2 separate regions of the Mus musculus genome follow, and region 1 is linked to region 2. A link is a loop called in an ENCODE intact Hi-C map of the cell type or tissue named here. Cell type or tissue: gastrocnemius. All regions are shown on one strand. Links, peaks and the distances in the headings refer to the core of each region. The heading gives the core; the rest is flanking DNA. Region 1 holds the start of Sec16a (SEC16 homolog A, endoplasmic reticulum export factor). Region 2 holds the start of Entr1 (endosome associated trafficking regulator 1).

Region 1 (8,482 bases), core at 348-8,347, 54 kb after region 2:
TGCCCTGCGCTTCTTCGGACAGTATTGGGTCCCTCTCACTTCAACCACCATGTTGGCACGATCTGCTTCAACTGGTTTCACTCCAACCAAGTGGGATTTTACTGGCTCAAAAGAACTGTTTGCACTTGTTTGGAATACTCCTGTAGGTTTTGGAGGGCTTGGGGTTGAAGGCTGGGACAGACTGCTGCAGCAATTTTGGCTCCCAGTCACCTCATCTGTTTCACCTCCAACAGGAGAAGAATCAATTTGCTTAAAAAAACTCCCTGAAGTATCATCTTCAAGTTTCCCAACTTCTTGCTGAATGAATGTGCCCACCAATTCTTGGGGTCTGGCTGACCCAGGAGGACTTCTGTGGCTATGGCTGCTGTAGCTGGATGACACACTGTCAGGTCGTGTAGGGTGCAGTGGTGTGTCTGGGGCCTCAAGATTTAGCCCCCCACCTCTGGTGAGGCCCACAGTAGCAGGCCTGGAGGCAGCTGGCCCAGGAAGGGGCCCATATCGGATCTGATCACTCAGGGGGAAGGGATCCACACTCAGGGTCTCACGGGGCAAAACTTCTTGATTCTGAACAAATTCTAAGTTCTCAACATTCTCACACTGTGGCCCACTGGCACAGCGGGTCCCGGTCCCCGGAACATCACCCCATGCATCATTAGCAGGGGGCACAGTGCTCTGTTTGTCAAGACGGACGCCCACAGACTGCGAAAAATAAGGTTGCGCATCTCCTTCCTGCGCAGCCTCACTGCTAGGGCCTCTAGGAAAGGCCTGGTAGACACCACTAGCTCCAGGTGGTGGTGGATGGCCCAGTCTGGAGGTAGAAGAAAAGCTATCCAAGTTCAATCTCTTATCGAGGCCTGCTTTTTCAGATGAGAGATTTTCCTCATTCTCTGTCTCTTCCCCTTGAAAAAACATTGAGAGAGCTCCAGAGGCTGCTTCTTGCAGGGCATGGTTAGTTGCTGCCACTGGGGGATGATGCGCCTGGTTTTCAGGACTATTTCCCTGAGTGAAGGGATTGACATGGGCAGGGTCTAGCAGATGCTCTTTATTCACTCCCGGATTCTGCTTCAACTCTGGGCTTGCCCACATATTCCCAATTCTGGAATTCTGCTCAAAAGTGTGTTTAGGGGGGAAGCTACTCAATGGGTGATTTTTACTTTGCTGGTGAACTATCTCATTCCCTTCACCACTGGCCAAGGATGCTGGAGTAAATGTTTGTGGGGCATGAGACTCATGGCCAGGTCCCTGGTGTAGACTAGATGGAGGGGGAAAATGGGGCAAGCTGGCAGCCTGGAGCCCCATGTTCTGAACAGGTCCCTCCAGGTAGGGTGAGTGATGCTGATAGGAGGGCTGAGGGCCTCCTTGTGCAGGCCCCCACTGACCTGGCATCTGTGGCTGAGGGAGGAAAGGAGATGCTGCGTGGGTCACGGCACCATCATGGGGGGCATGCCTATTCATGGGTTGGTCAGGCCCGGACCCACTGTCATTCATTTGGCCCCCGAGAGGCTGCTCAGGACCCACTCCTGGAATGTAGTGAGCTGAATGTGGCAGCATCTGGACTTCATGTCCTGAGCTGGGATCAGCCTCAGCATTCCTGCTCACCTCCAGCCCAGGGAGTGAAGAAGGGGTAGATGCAGGAGGAAATAGACTGGCATCTGCTCTAGGCTGTGACAGAGTTCCTGACAGAGGCTCATGCAATCCTGTGGAGCTATCCCCAGCATTTGTGGGAGTCACAGGCAAACCAGGCCACTGAGAAAAAACAGAGAGGGCTGGGCCAGGCAAATTGGGCAGGCTGCTTTTGGATGAACTTCCTACTGGTGTGTTTTGAAGAGTCTGTCTATTAAAAGCAAACGGATCCGTTACTGGCTGCAATGGGCGTGTTATGGGAGCCACTGGTGCATTATTGGCTGGCTTCCTGTAAGGGCTGTTGGCCCAGAACATGCTCCGAGGATTCCCAGCTGGGGGTGGTCCAGCCACCCCAGACGGGACTGCCTGAGGTGGTGGCTGCATGTTGGAGTCTTTTCCACAAGGAGATGCTGCTTATCAAGGGGGCAGAGTAGAGCTTTTCTTTAATTTGTGCTAAAAAAGAAAAGAGAAGAAGAACATAAGAACTATAGACTCACAGTCCTGGCTATAATCAATACAACTATGAAAAGAACAAGACTAAATGTGATTTCAAATCATTTAAATACCCAAGACTCCATCTCTCCACATCCCAGCCCCACATCATCAGGGACAAGGAACAACCTGTTGCCAGTCTGACAGATTACCATGTTCCATAGTCCTTGACACTTCTTTAGGCCAACACTACCAACTACCACATCCAGAAAGAGCCAACTCCACTAATAAGAAAAAGCACACATAATGTGCTTTTTGTAATGTTACTTTTAAGTCTATTAGAGTTTACACTTCCTAAAACAGTTATAAAGTTACTAAACGCATTTACCCCACCAAGTGAAATGTTTAGGGTAGTCTTCTGAGAACAGCGAAACAAAGTTGCCTCTGACCACTGAAGTTGTAACACAGCTGCAACTAAAAATCCCAAGGACATTTACAGCAGTTTTACTGGTCTCACATTTCCAACAGGGAGATCCCAACAAACCCTCAGGGGGTGGTATGAGATAGGACAAGATTCTCACCAGTGTTTTTTATTTTTGAACAAGACACAATTCAAGCGTAACACCTTAAAAGCCCTTTTCTTTGTGTCAGTCCTTCTTTATGGCACCACCCTCAAGAAGAAATTTGTTTGGCTAATCCACAAAGAAATAAAGCAAAGGCAGTTTAATTCACAGATGTATACTTTGTTCTTGGATATCTTTTTGATAATCAGATTTAAAACCAAACAATTGATATATGTATTTTAAATAAAGCAATTTACAAAAGGTCTCTAATCCCTACCTAAATGTTAGTTCTATTAATCTATTAGCTCAGTTCCATTATTGCCCACATATACTCCTTCCTCTGTCAACAGAGGATCCTATCAACTGACTAGCACCTGACTAAAGACTACAATGGAACTTCAATTAGAAGCAATGCCAGGAATTCATTAGGCTCTAACTTGCCATTTTACATAATAAAGACCATTGCTGCTTCACTTCACCTGAACCAAAAGTGGAAGAAGAGTTGCCACCCCTATTTATCTGACCAGCTGCTGAGCAGCCATAGACACAATAACATGGATCTGGACCTGGCCCGAAAACACAGACTTTTAAGTTCCTCCTGAAACCTGGCTGGCATAAAAAGCAGCTGAGGCTGTCCATCATCTTAACACATCACACAAATAAAAACAAACAAACAATCAAGCAAAAACTAAACTAAAATATAATAAACAACACACGGCTGATGCATCAAGTGTCAATAGGCTGGGTATCCATTGAGCAGCTAAGGGCAACTACCTCTCTGCAGCTAGTTCACAAGATGAGAGAACAAGATCTTTTCACGCTCAAGTGTCTTCTGAATTCACTATTAAGATTTTGGCCATATATTCTTTCAAGGGCCCGATCCCTAATGCTGCCTACGAGAATCCAAATTGCCTAAATTTATACTTAACTATTTTGTTTGCAGAAATTTGAAATTATTTTCTCAACTTTAATGGGTGTTTTATGAGCTAACACTATCCCCTACAAAGACCTACAGCTCCTATACAGAGACCTTTTCCACAATATGCCTGTTTCAGGTGAAATAATCTTGCAACTTGAACATTATTCTTTTAATCGTCTTTACTTACCAACAGAAAGATAATGAACTGCCTACTACTTATCTCAGGATTATAGACACTTTTATTCTGTTCAGCCAGTTATCTACTTTTCAAAAAAGCACCTGTTTCAGTGAGACCTACTGATCTCAGATGCATTATTCATGAACCCAGCTCTGTAGCTCAACTACCTCACATCTCTATACATACTTACACAAGACATTTTAAGTATGACTCTATGTGACTGAGGTATTTTAAACATCCCCTGATCCTTTCACTGCCAGCCTTAACAGCTGTAAACTGTAGAACACAGGGGAACCCAAGAACATTAGTGAGCTCCACTCGCCAACAATCTCCCCCATGGTGACTGTCTGTGATACTCTTATCAGACAGACAAGATAAACACCTCCCTTCTAAGTCAAAATCTGAGCCGGAACCCTTTAAATGTTGAAGAAGGCATTTGCAGAAGAGAAAAAGCTATACACTATGTGAGGAAGACACACAGGAAACATGGACATTCATGTTTGCTTATAAAAGCAAGACGGGATACCAAAATCTGCAAGACATGAGCACTGAAACCCTAGGAAGGGAACGTGGACAACGTGTAAGGAAGCTGCACTGTGCTGCACCTTGCAAAAGGACCTGAAGGAACAGTAATCTGTGAGTCTGCTGTTTCTTACTGCCAAACTCAGAATGGAAAACGCCTCTAGTCAACACTTTTGAAAGGAAATCTTTCCTTCAGTGCGCGACCATCCTACATGCCATTTAAAAACCTGTGTAAGCACAACAGCCAGAGTTATCTACAGGACGCTCCACAGCCAAGCCGACATTTTTCTACACCTTGGTAAAAAACAAATCACGACCTCCCTTGCGACATCCTGCTCCGCCGGCCAAGAGATTACAAATAAACGCTGCTACTCCCTGTTTCAAATGAAAATGTGTCCCATGATCATCAACTTCTGAGGAAGTCTTCGAGCCAACGAGAATCAAATATCTTCAGAACCCAGCAAAAGTCAAGCTTGGCAATTTCCTGCACTTTCTTCGTTTTAAATGAGTTGCGGGCTTCCTCGGAGGTGTCACAGTCTGGCCATGTTAACACACCTTCCCCAGCGGCCAACCAGTTCCCGAAGCCCTGACCAGGTATCTGTCTCCCGTCAGGTCTGGGAAACCACGAGCCCCTTAGACAACCCACCAAGGCGACACGGCCCGTAACCTGTCCGGTGTCTCAGCACCAGGCGGCCCGGTACTGTCGTTCTCCCCAGGCCTGACTGTGTCTCTTTAAATGCGCTCGCCACTCCGGGCTAGGCCCGATGCTCACTGAGCCTGCTTGGCCTCCGCAGCCTCGCCCACCCTCGGGCCTCCACCGTGCTCCATACACTCAGCCCTCACCCTGTGAGCTGTGGTTGGCTTCTCAGGCGCCGCGAACTGAAACCCAGCCGGCGACGGCGGCGGCAGTAGGGGGAACTAGCGCGTTCCCAGCAGCAGCCGCAGCCATCTTGGCACATCCGGCTCCAGGTGCCGCCGCCGACGTGTCCGAAGGAGACGTCAGCGCGCCCCGCCCCTTAATTGCCCCTCCTCTTGCTTCTTCCAGTCTTTCGCTGCTTCACCCATTGCCCCGCCCCCCCTGCCCGGCCCTCTTGGCCGCGCTCCGTACACGTCTTCGGCGCGTCAATCATACCACGCCCCCTTGGGCTCCGCCCCCTCTCCCGTCCAGTTTTGCACTGCTTCATCCTTTTGTTCCGCCCCCCAGGAGCTGCCCCGCCCATTCCCCTTAAGAGCCTTTCGTAGTGTCCCTTTTGACTCCGCCTTTCGTTCGTCTCCAGTCTTTTGCCGCCTCATCTCTTCGTCCCACCCATAGGCCCGCCCCTCTTGCGTCAGTCACTTACAGCTCCACCCCCGTGGCCCCGCCCTCACCCACTTGCGGAGCCAGGAGCGCGGGCCCCGCCTCTTCACGTCGCCCTGGTTACGCTGGTTCTGTCCTACAGTCTTCCTGTTCTAGGATTTGACTGGACAGGATTCTTCAATCCAGATCCCCGGGGAGAATCAGTCTTGAAAAACCAAAGCCAGAAGTTCCGCTGAGTCCAGAGCCCCAGCGGGCCCTCTCGCTTGCCCCCTCCCCATTTTTCCGTTGGGTTCTCTTGGTTGCCGGCGGGGGCGACTACGCGTGCGCCACCCTGCTCGAGTAGCTAGGCGGTCGACTTCTGCGGGCTGGACAGGCGCGTGCGCGGAGCTGTACCCGTTGCTTGGCTACGGCTCTTTGCTGGAGCCTGCCCGGCGCAGTTCGCGTGATTAAGCAAATGCCTTTCCTGGTGCTAGTAGGAACTCTCACCACCACCACCCCCATTCCCCTCCAACCTTTGCTAGAGGAGAGAAGCCAGAGCCTGGAGGCCAAGTCCTTCAAACTCCATTGCGACTCCTCCCGGCAGGGCGCGGCCTAAAGCCCACGGCGGAACGCTGGACTTAGACCAGGGATGTCAGCAGGTCTGTCTGTCGGAGCAGAGGCTCTCCGGAAAAGGTGGGTGCTGTCATCGGGGAAGTGACCAGGCCTGGCTCCCTCACCTGTACTCCAGAGAGCGTGAGAAGGCGGTGCCCCTGCGAAGCCGCCTGGTCAGTGGCGAACCCAGAGGCAGGGAAGGAGGGAGTGTGGTGGAGCTGGCCAGCGCTCAGACACGCAAGCATAGCCGGGAGAACTGAGGGCCAGCTTCATGTCCTCTGACGTGGCACTGTGGGTCACTCTGTAAAGCTAACATTTATCTTTAGAGAGCCAGGTTTCCAAACTCTTTCTGAACACATGGTAGACTCAACTTTAAGTCCCTAAAAAGAAGCAGCAACCCCAACCCTAGGATGGCTAGAGCTAAATAATAGCAAGGCCTCGTCTAAATAAATAAACAAACAAATAAATAAATAATAAAATGCAAGGTCTCCACTCTCAGGCCCCCAAGGGTAGAGATGTTAAAGGGACAGCTGTGCTGGCTCCCATCTCTGACTCCATCCTAAGGTAGGGACAGGACTCGATGCCTGCTATAGACTGGCTGGCATCATGCAGCCAAGCTAACCTGGCCTCTGAGTGACAGACTCCGGTTTTAGGCCCAGTCTGTGCCCATATGCCCTGCTCTGTTGACTGAAACCTCTCTGGGCATCAGGAGAGCCACTGGGTAGTTTGAGGACTTGAATGGCGTACTTTAATGCATATGCAAAGGCAATGGGCACAAACTGGGACTGCCTGAGGCAGGCAGGGCAAATGGTGACTCCTGAGTTTATGGGTGCCCCCACCATTACATGGGTACCTCCACTTTGCCTGGGGACTCTTCGTTTATTTGGAAGTTGGGCACATCATCCCCAGTTCCCTGGAGTCCTATGTAGTCAGCATCTGGTACAAAGCTGTTATAGCCTAGGCTGCACTACAGAGCACACAGGACTCCCATGCATGAAGGCTGTGTCAGAACTCCCTGTGGCTTCTGACACTGTGACCAGCACTTGGTAACCATGTATTCTTTGTAGTGCTACCCAGTCAGCCTCTCCCAGGCTGCACTGTCTGGTGTGGTGGCCCCTGGGCAGTTACATAGAGCTGTGAACTGTGAACATAAAGCATACCAGATAGGTAAGAATTCATTGGTGAGTGTTTATTGAATGTTGAGTATTCTGAGAGCATTGGGTTGAATAAAACTTCTTATTAAACGTGATATATTTTTTCTTTAATGTAACTAGGAAGTATAAAACTCCACATGTAGCTGTCAGTGCATTCCCCCCGGACAGTCCTAGCCTAGATGCTGTGTACTTGACATCCCTTACTCTAGGGCTTATGGCCTCCTTGAGTCAGGAGGCCACAAGGTACTGTTTCCTTTCTGGCACTGAGAAGCCAGGGGCAGGCCTCTGAAGACTGCTACAGGAAGAGGTAGTAGTCTTGGTAAAGAGAGGGTGTCTCTTGGCCTCGAGCCTCTGTCCCTCATGCCTGCTAGCAGGTGTGGTTCCAGCCTCAGTGTTCCTGATAGTCTGTGCCTGCTCTGTTTTTGGCACCATGCTCAGCCCCTGACAAACCCTCAGCATGGACATAGAACCTGAAGAGAAGAAAGTGTCAGCTCCCAGGAGACAGGGCTCCCTGAGTAGTCCCAGACAAAAGTGTGTTAGGGCTACAGGGGTAGAAAGAACTGATGGGGGGAGGGAGGTTTCCTAAAGGATAAGGAGGTGATGGGCTGAGGAGAGTTGTATGCCATTTGTTTCCAGGCCCTATAGTGTATACCAGTGTGCCACCCAGGCTGGCTCCCACGTGGCCAAGGTGAGTGGAGATCCTTTCTTGAAGCTTCAGGCCAAACCCCTGAGAGCAGTGGTAGGCAGCATGAAAGGAGCCTCAGGCCAGTTTCACTTTTTCATGTGCCCATAGTACAAGGCTAGTTTGCAGATGGAGCTCCATACTAGGCAGATGCACCTTGGCAGCCCTGCCTTCCATGTATCTTAGGCCCCTGGGTGCTCACTGTGGGTATGAGTGAGGGCTGACCTGTGGACCGAAGGTACCAACCAGAGAAGCCCTGGCACTTTATCCCTCTCCTGGGCTGCTGAGAATGGGGCTTGCAGCCCTTCCTCCCCACAGGAACGGACACACCTTTGGGTACCCCTCCCCCAGCTGCTAAAACAGATAAATGGCTTGAGGATTTTGTTGGGTGGTCCAACTGTACTGTAAGATTCTAGAAGCCAGAGATTCAAGGGTGTTAGACACCTGCATTTTTTCACCCATGAAAAGAGATGGTAATCAGAACCTGTCCAAGACTTTCCTGAAGGCTTCTGGAATTGTCA
Region 2 (8,482 bases), core at 416-8,415:
TGGAAGTCACTCTCCTCCTTGATCATCTTCGCCTCCAACTTCCGTTCGAGTGTCCTCACCCTCAGTAGAGGAAAAACTGAGGTAAGTACTCCAGGCCACTGTCAAGAATGCTTCCAACAGCACTTTAGTCTGATTAGCTGGTGAAACCCACTAGAACCTATGGATGGAGCAGCTGCTTCAGGCAGCCACAGGATGTCAATGGCCTCCAGCCCGAGTAGCTTTATGCTCCCAATAGAAGGCCCAGAGACCATTTTCTCAAGCTCTGCCAACCAAGACAAAATCCAGCCGACTGTCTTAGAAAGACTAAAGCAGAGCAGGAAAGTGCGTCTGCGGCTTTAGGTCTAGGGATGACAAGCAGCAAGGCTCCTCAGCCCGTGGAGCCAGGTTCCCTGAATGGTAGAGGAGGGTTTAAGGTGATGCCCAACTACAAGTTTACATACATTTCTGTTTGAGTTTCAGAGAAGCTCTGAACCTCATTTAGCTTTCTTCTGAGCTTAGAGTTTTCATCTTTCAGCTGTAGAAAAAAAAAAAGTCCTCATTAGACACCCGGTATGTCTCCCTCACAAGCGAACATGCTTCTGTTCTGAAATATTCTCTTTTGTGGGTCTGGAGGTGGAGCCTTATGCATTCGGGGCGGGCCAAGAGGTATGAAGATGCATCCCATGTGTCCATGAAATGTCTTTTTGAGACAGCATCTCCTGCAACCTAGTTTGCCCTTTACTTGTTCCCATGTAGCCAAGAATGGCCTTGCACGTCTCTTCCTCCTGCCTTCACCTTCCAGCGCTGGGATGACAGTTGCGTACTTCCATGCCCAGCTCTGGAACATAAACAGCTCAGGTCAAATGGCATCACCCTCAAGTGATGGAGGAGGAGAAGATGACCTGTGGCCACACACTTTACTTTTTCTAGGTGACTTATGGTTTTAAGGCCTTCCATCATGTGGGGCATTCAGCAAGATGACTCTTAGCCAACACTTCCAATAGACCATTTCTTCATGCTAGCTCGTGTCTGCCTGCCTGTGACCTCACCACAGTACTTCTCAGTCTGCTATACTAACTGCACAGCCAAAACCAACCCAAGGAAGAGCTCTCCATAGAGAAATTCCTTTTTCTCTCTTATTTTTCAGCATTCAGGATCTAACCCAGGACTTTCCAAGTGCTAGGAGAAAATTACCACTGAGCTATCTATTATCTCTATCTTTAGACCCCTCTTCAGGGCAATTCTACATCAAGCCATTATATGACTAACTGCCTTGTCCGTGGCATTGAGCCCAGGCCACCCAGGAAGTAGATGACTGCAGCTCCTCTCCACAACACAGCTCAGCTGTGTTGGGTGCCACACTGCCCTCACTTACTGCTTCATAACTTATCTGCAGCGTCCGCAGGTGTCTGTCCCCTAGGGATTCTTCATGAGCTGCAAAGTCTGCATTAGGACTCCCAGCTGGAGACGCTGGGGAGATCCTGGAGTCGGTGTCACTCAGCGTCCATGGGGGCAAAGACTCGGGACATGCCAGCTCTGACGAGTTGGAGAAAAAGGAAAGGTAGGTGTCACAGGGCGGTGAGTCCTGTGTGTCTCTAGAGGAATGAGTCTGATCCACGGCAGATGGCAAGTAGGTTATATTCCATCCATCATCTTCATCCTCCTCTAGGTTGCTGGCTCTTGTTGGGTCTTCAAAAAATGGCTGCTGAGATTCCAGGCCATATCCCATGAGCTGGGAGGCAGGGGAGCTGTGCTCTAGTCCCAGTGGGTGCCTTGAGGCTTCCTAAAAACAGTGGAGAGAAACACTGCAGACTGGAAGCCAATGCTCAGCCTTCTCTATGCTCCCACAAAGAAGGCCCATCTCATCTACCAAAAGGGGGCCAAGCAGCTGTTCCACCCATACACAGTCTCTCTGTCAGCAGCCATATCTGTCCTGCTTTGCTCCCCACACTCAAGTGTCTGCCTCCAAAGCTGTAAGGTACAAGAGATGTCCTTTAAGGCAACCACTGACAGCTTCCCAGATGTACCTTTGGGTAAATTCGGCTGGTGGTCGTGTCTTCTTTTGACAGGCTGAGGTTCTTGGTTTTCAAAAACTCTTTGAAGGAGAATGGATTGGCTTCTTCAAGGTCTTCAAGTTTGTCACCTGAAAAAACGAACACCACAGAAGACTGTGAAAGGGCCCAACATCCTGTGTTACCATCACGTTTCAACTGTAACTCAAAGAACATTACAGAACATGAGAGCTGCCAAAGAGGTTAGAGAATATGCAGGCTCTCACCCTTTGGCCTCCTTGAGACAACCCTTGCCACTTTAAAAGAAACAAAAAATGCTGTGCCAAACAAAGGTCAAGTCCAGGGGTCCACCCACATTCAGGTAACTGATCTACCTCTGAGTCATATGCCCAGTTCCCCAGTAAAGCCTGTAGGTTGCTGAGGCTGACTTCACTCCACCCCCCTACACATACTACCCCCTGTGCGCACACACAAACACACAACACAGTGGGCTGAAGGCTACTGTAGGCGATTCAAAGCTGCTGAGATGCCACAGTGCATCTCAGGAACTGCTCTATGCCATCCCTTCCTCTGACCTTCTCTCCAACTACCCTAGTTGACCAGCCTCTACCTCCACACCTATCAGACTCAGTTGCTTATGTGGGTCTCATAACACCTACATCTTATGTCGCTTTTTTCTTTTTCTTGGTTTTTCAAGACAGGGTTTCTCTGTGTAGCCCTGGCTGTCCTGGAACTCACTCTGTAGACCAGGCTGACCTCGAACTCAGAAATCCGCCTACCTCTGCCTCCCAAGTGCTGGGATTAAAGGCGTGCGCCACCACTGCCCGGCTCCACTGCTCTTTTGGGCTCCAGGTATATACCCCTTAAACCCTGTCATCCTGAAAGCCCATGGCCAGACCCCTGCCAGGCACTGAGTCTAAGAGGGAAAGAAGACCCACTGAGCTACTCTACCTCCAAAGCGCGTCTCAGGGGCTCCCGAAGGACCTTGGTTAGTACATTTCCCCTTTCCATAGCCAAAACCTGCAAAAAGACATGGTCAGCTCACCGTGATCACAGCAAGCCTTATGACTGCAGCGTTTGTCCAGGGAGGTGAAGACCGCAGACGCCTGACTCCCACTGAGTCTGGGACTAGAAAGCTGTCTTCTGAGGCTGGATGCGGTAAACTACACATCCCTGCGCGCTCTAAGAGCAGCTGCAGGTGGAACGCAGACCCGCTAGGTCCAGCCCCTGGCCTTGCCCAAGCCGGTGGGCTTAAGTGGCCTCCGAGCTCCACCAGGCACTACCTTCCTGCCTTGAGGCGGGCGGGCGGGCTGTGGGGAGGGCTCCCCGCGCTGCCCAGCTCCGCACTGTGGCCGGCGCCCCGACCGACTCTCACCTGTGTCTCCTACCGAAGCCAGCACCGGGCTGGGCACATAGCACATAAACGTCGGCCGAAAGCCGAAGAGATGGGGGTGCAGGTCCCCGCCATGGGGGCGCTCACAGTCTAGCTGGGGGAGACAAGACCGGCGCTCATAGAACGCAGGAGCTGTAAGCGACAACGAGAGCGGCTTCACCGCGGGCCGCCGCCGCCCGCGCCCCCCGGCCCTGCCCCAGCCGCGCGCCGCTCACCGTCGGGAACCACAAGGCTCCGCGTCCGCGATAGAGGGGGCGCGCCCTGCCGCCGCGCGTAGCCCGACATCGCCGCGCCCTAACCCGGCCGCGGCCCCATGGCCCGCAAGGCAGTCGCCGGCCCCTGCCTCATCCGGCTCGGCGGGCCGGAAGCCAGCGCCGAACGCCGCGGGGCGGGGTCGGAAGCGGAAGTGACCGCAGAAGCGCGGCGGCGCGATGGCGACGGCAGTGTGGGCGGCTGCGCGGCTGCTTCGGGGATCTGCGGTGCTGTGCGCGCGGCCCAGGTGAGCCGAGGCCTGTCTCGGTGCGAGGAAGGGAGGACTCGGGGGAGTTGGTACCGGGGGGAACTGGAAGAGAAGAATGGGCCTCTGGATCAGAGCACAGGCGCCTTGGGCCTGGAGAAGGAGCTGGGGACTGGAACCTGGTTGGGAGTGGTCGGCAGAGTCCCTCGGCTGGAGCCTTTAGACCAAAGCGAAGCCCTGAGGGGCCGGGCTTGCCCAGGCCCATATGCACAGGAACTCGTTTCTCACGCAGCCTGCTGATCAGAGTGGACAGTGAAGCCCCAAAGACCGGGGTCGAAGAGATGGCTCAGTAGTTAGGCCTACTGACTGCTTCCCCTGGGTTTGGCTACCAGCGCCCATTTGGTGGCTCACAACCATCTATCTATAACTCCACTATCCAGGGGATCCAAAGCCCTCTTCTGACCTCCATGGACAACGGGCATGCCTGTGATGAACATACATCCGTGACATAAAATAAGACTAAATATTTTGCTGCTCTGCTGTAGGTTTGGATCTCCTGCACACAGACGGTTCAGCAGTGGTGCCACCTACCCCAACATCCCCCTCTCTTCTCCCTTGCCTGGAGTACCCAAGCCTATTTTTGCAACAGTTGATGGACAGGAAAAGTTTGAAACCAAAGTTACCACTCTGGACAATGGGCTTCGTGTGGCATCTCAAAATAAGTTTGGACAATTCTGTACCGTAGGAAGTAAGTTCTATTGGCCATTGTTTTGAAAACTTTCTGTTGATTAAATGTTTTGAATATTTGGCTTAACCTGTCCATTTTCTTTTTATTACCAGTTCTTATTAATTCAGGATCACGATATGAAGCGAAATATCTTAGTGGAATAGCTCATTTTTTGGAAAAATTGGCATTTTCGGTCAGTGTCTAATTTGTAATTTTTATAAGTTTTCAGTTTTCCTTTTTAAGAACTTGTATTAGTTAAGGATCTGAATATGAAGTTGGTGCTCACAAAAGACTTCTGACATGATTTTGTGTGTTTGAAAGCAAATGTACACTTAATGGATTTTGGGTTATTTACTTAAGCTTAATTATTTTTATAGTCCACTGCTCGATTTGACAGCAAAGACGAAATCCTGCTTACGCTGGAAAAACATGGTGGTATCTGTGACTGCCAGACCTCAAGGTATTTCATGTCCATCTGTCCTCCTCATCATGTCCTCCTCATCCTTGGTCAGAGTCTCTTAGAGTCTCTCTGAAAATCCACAGCATGCCTGATGTTGGGGACAGAAAGCATTCCATACTAGTTTCTTCTCTGACATCCTTTGACCTTTAATTGTCCAGGCCTTTACCTGGGAAGAATGCTAAGCTAAACAGGCAGGCTGCTGCTGGCTATCTGAAGCTGGGCATGTGTCCATGTGAAACCAGTCTTCATTTAGACCAGCTGGTTATTTGTCCAGGCCTAGGAAGCCCTGAGTGAGAGACTTCCTCTGTGAAGAGAGGAGAACCAGTTTCCTCTGGTTCCAAAGTATCTCATGGAGAGCTTCACTGTGGGCAGTTGTGGCTCCCAGAAGGCCTTCACACCCAAGAAAGAGGTAGTGGTAGTGTCTTTGCTGGCATGAAGGGCCTCAGTGACTGAGTTGTTATCTGGTGTAAACCATGCACCTGCTATTGTGGCTTATTTCCTTTCAGAGACACCACCATGTATGCTGTGTCTGCTGACAGCAAAGGCTTGGACACTGTGGTGGATCTGTTGGCTGATGTGGTTCTGCACCCCCGACTGACAGGTGTGGCTCTGAGGCTGGGTGGTCAGGAGGAGCTTTGGAAGGGCTATAACTTCCTGTGGGGAGGCACTGTTAGAGCCGGGCACTCATGTGCCAATCATTGGAGAGTGCCAGTGCTGAAACAAGCCTGCAGTGTTCTACACAATGTTTCATCCTTTAATATATCTAAACGAGACCTTAAAGGGTTTACTAAAGTTCTGCTCAGAAATGTCCCTCATCCCGTGTGTAAGCATGAATGCCATGCCTACAGAAGTTTCTCTTGCCTGGTCTCCTTTATCCTCCGAGTCTTTGAGTCCTGTTAGGATGGGAGAGGGCGCAGCAGCTAGCCCTGCCAGCTGCTTTTTGCCCAGTTTCACAGCAGCCTGGCCGCATGTCTCCAGCGGAGGAATGGAGCCCTGACTCAGGGGGTGTCTGGTTCCTAAGTGTTACCACAGCCACCTTGTGTCCTCACAGGTGTGTTTTGGAACAGACAGCAGGTGAAGCAGCAGAGCTTGGAGCAGGTCCAAAGGTCTGCAGAACAGAAAAAGACAAGAGGCCGGGGGCCCTAATTTTCATCTGGCCTCCTCCCTTGCAGGTGCTCCAGAGCTTTTGCTAGCACGATAGCAAGCACCTAGCCAGGCCCGGCTGCTCAGGTCAGTGCTGTCTTCTTCCTTGCTGGTTCAGGCCAAACCCTTGTCTGGACTCTTGCAGATGAAGAAATTGAGATGACGAGGATGGCTGTGCAGTTTGAACTAGAGGACCTGAACATGAGACCTGACCCAGAGCCACTGCTCACCGAGATGATTCATGAAGTAAAACCTCTCCCTGCTGTTGGCCTTGCGGGTGGTTAGGGTCACAGAACAGGCTTAGCTTCCTGGGGTTTTTTGTTTTTGTTTTGTTTTTGTGATAGTTGCTTTTGGTTCAGATTTGGTGTTGAATTCATAACCTCCCTGCCTTGGCTTCCTGTGTGCTAAGATTGTGGGCACATGAGCGAGCTCTCATAGCTGTATTCTTCTGAGCCTGCCATGTCTGCAGTGGTAGCTGTTCCCACTTAGGGTACCACAGTCATTACCATTCCATCTGTGTGGCTCTTCTTGTGTTTTTCAAATCTTCTCTTTGGGGTAAACTTGCTGCTTCCAGACACGGAGCCAAACTGGAGATACTGCCCAGTCTTTTTGTGGCAGATGTGGTCATAGGCCGAGGCGGGGACCTGATTGTTTTTCTCCCTTGGGTTTGTTCTCCTCCTGCCTGCTGCAGGCTGCTTTTAGGGAGAACACAGTGGGTCTGCACCGGTTCTGCCCTGTAGAGAACATAGCGAAGATCGATCGGGAAGTGCTGCACTCCTACCTAAAGAACTACTACACCCCTGACCGCATGGTGCTTGCTGGGGTGGGCGTGGAGCATGAGCACCTAGTAGAATGTGCCAGAAAGTACCTCGTGGGAGCCGAGCCTGCCTGGGGAGCCCCTGGAACGGTGGACGTTGACAGATCAGTGGCACAGTACACTGGGGGGATCATCAAGGTAACTTGGCAGGAAAAGTCTCAGGACTTGTGCCATGTATTCTCTGGGTGTGTTGATGAATGTGTTTATGCTTCTCCTTAGTGTACAATCCAGCACTATGACAGTATGAACACATCCCCTGTTCAAAGCAAGAGGTGACAGGGCTGAGGTCACCTGGTGTCTGATTGAGTGTGGCTGTTTTTGTAGTAGATGTTTGCTGGCTTTATTGACATGTGTCTGGTTGTTTACAGGTGGAAAGAGACATGTCAAATGTCAGCCTTGGCCCAACCCCAATTCCAGAGCTCACACACATCATGGTGGGACTGGAGAGCTGTTCCTTCCTGGTGAGTCCAGGTATAGGTCGGGTGCACCAGTGGGGTCAAGCAACTATGGCCGACTGACACTGACTGGTATGGTTCTGCATTCCATAGGAGGACGACTTCATCCCCTTTGCTGTGCTGAATATGATGATGGGAGGAGGGGGCTCCTTCTCAGCTGGAGGGCCTGGCAAAGGCATGTTCTCCAGGCTCTACCTCAATGTGCTCAATCGGTGGGTACTAGGCTGCTGAGAGCATTGACTGTGCTGACACCTTCCAGGTTTCCTGTCACCTTCACTGGACACCATATGTCCCCCCTTCACAGGCACCACTGGATGTACAATGCAACCTCCTACCACCACAGCTATGAAGATACAGGCCTCCTGTGCATTCATGCCAGCGCAGACCCAAGACAAGTGAGGACAGCACCCCTGTCTGTCTCGCCCACTTCAGTGTACCAGAGCTCTGGGTGGGGAGCAGGGGTGCACTTGAGGGGTCAGCAGGCCAGGGCTGCAGCTCACACCCTCATCTTATGTTCTTTTGTAGGTTCGAGAAATGGTAGAAATCATCACAAAGGAGTTTATCTTGATGGGCAGGACGGTGGATTTGGTAAGGCCTGGAGCATCCTGTGCACCTGATGTAGCAAGTCACTCGGCTGAAAGAGCCACAGGCTGAGCCTCCCTAGTGCCTCCCCGAGGGCAGTGTCCCTCTCTTGAGTTGTTCCTACAGAATGGCCATGCGCTAAAGCATCATTGTACAAGACAGACAATAATGCGGGGATTTTTCCCAGGCCTTTCTTGGCTCCATTTTATGTTGGAACCCAAGTTTGTGTTGACTTTTTTTTTGGAAATGAAGTTTCTATGTTGTGGGCTGTCTGTCTGTCCTGGAACTTGCTCTGTAGACCAGGCTGGTCTTGAACTCAGAGCCACCTGATTGGCTTCCCAACTACTGGGATTAAAGGTATACACTACCACTGCCTGGCTGTCTTTTAGTTAATGTTTGGAAATTTTGTTACTTCCTGGGCCAGAGCTTATAAAAGCAAGGTGATTTCCTTGAGCAT

The links. A loop is a pair of places that touch in the nucleus more often than their neighbours do. Peaks named below come from ENCODE experiments on the same cell type or tissue, not always from the same donor. Only the 100,000 strongest peaks of a DNase experiment are listed, where the experiment ranks them.
Region 1: it touches region 2 in a loop (4-fold over the local background); 4 of 42 quality-filtered maps call a loop at or near these places.

Annotation. Positions count from the first base shown.
Region 1 is chr2:26,439,995-26,448,476 of GRCm38, forward strand. Sec16a (SEC16 homolog A, endoplasmic reticulum export factor) reads right to left here and starts at 5,222. Exons shown (of 30, transcript NM_153125.2): 1 at 5,081-5,222; 2 at 1-2,076. The coding sequence starts at 2,007. It overlaps 0610009E02Rik (RIKEN cDNA 0610009E02 gene), which reads left to right and starts at 5,930. Exons shown (of 3, transcript NR_152209.1): 1 at 5,930-6,206. In gastrocnemius, for the core only: CTCF peaks have their summits at 5,116 (motif pointing right) and 6,110; DNase peaks (open chromatin) are centred at 1,940, 5,399 and 5,875; H3K4me3 peaks cover 5,357 bases; H3K27ac peaks cover 7,502 bases.
Region 2 is chr2:26,385,550-26,394,031 of GRCm38, forward strand. Entr1 (endosome associated trafficking regulator 1) reads right to left here and starts at 3,767. Exons shown (of 10, transcript NM_026563.3): 1 at 3,600-3,767; 2 at 3,367-3,516; 3 at 2,943-3,011; 4 at 2,007-2,122; 5 at 1,355-1,762; 6 at 441-514; 7 at 1-60. The coding sequence starts at 3,669. Pmpca (peptidase (mitochondrial processing) alpha) reads left to right here and starts at 3,799. Exons shown (of 13, transcript NM_173180.3): 1 at 3,799-3,883; 2 at 4,387-4,589; 3 at 4,682-4,761; 4 at 4,946-5,028; 5 at 5,535-5,629; 6 at 6,317-6,417; 7 at 6,863-7,126; 8 at 7,357-7,449; 9 at 7,537-7,655; 10 at 7,748-7,838; 11 at 7,969-8,031. The coding sequence starts at 3,816. In gastrocnemius, for the core only: no CTCF peak of the experiment used is centred there; DNase peaks (open chromatin) are centred at 3,475 and 3,780; H3K4me3 peaks cover 2,351 bases; H3K27ac peaks cover 1,723 bases.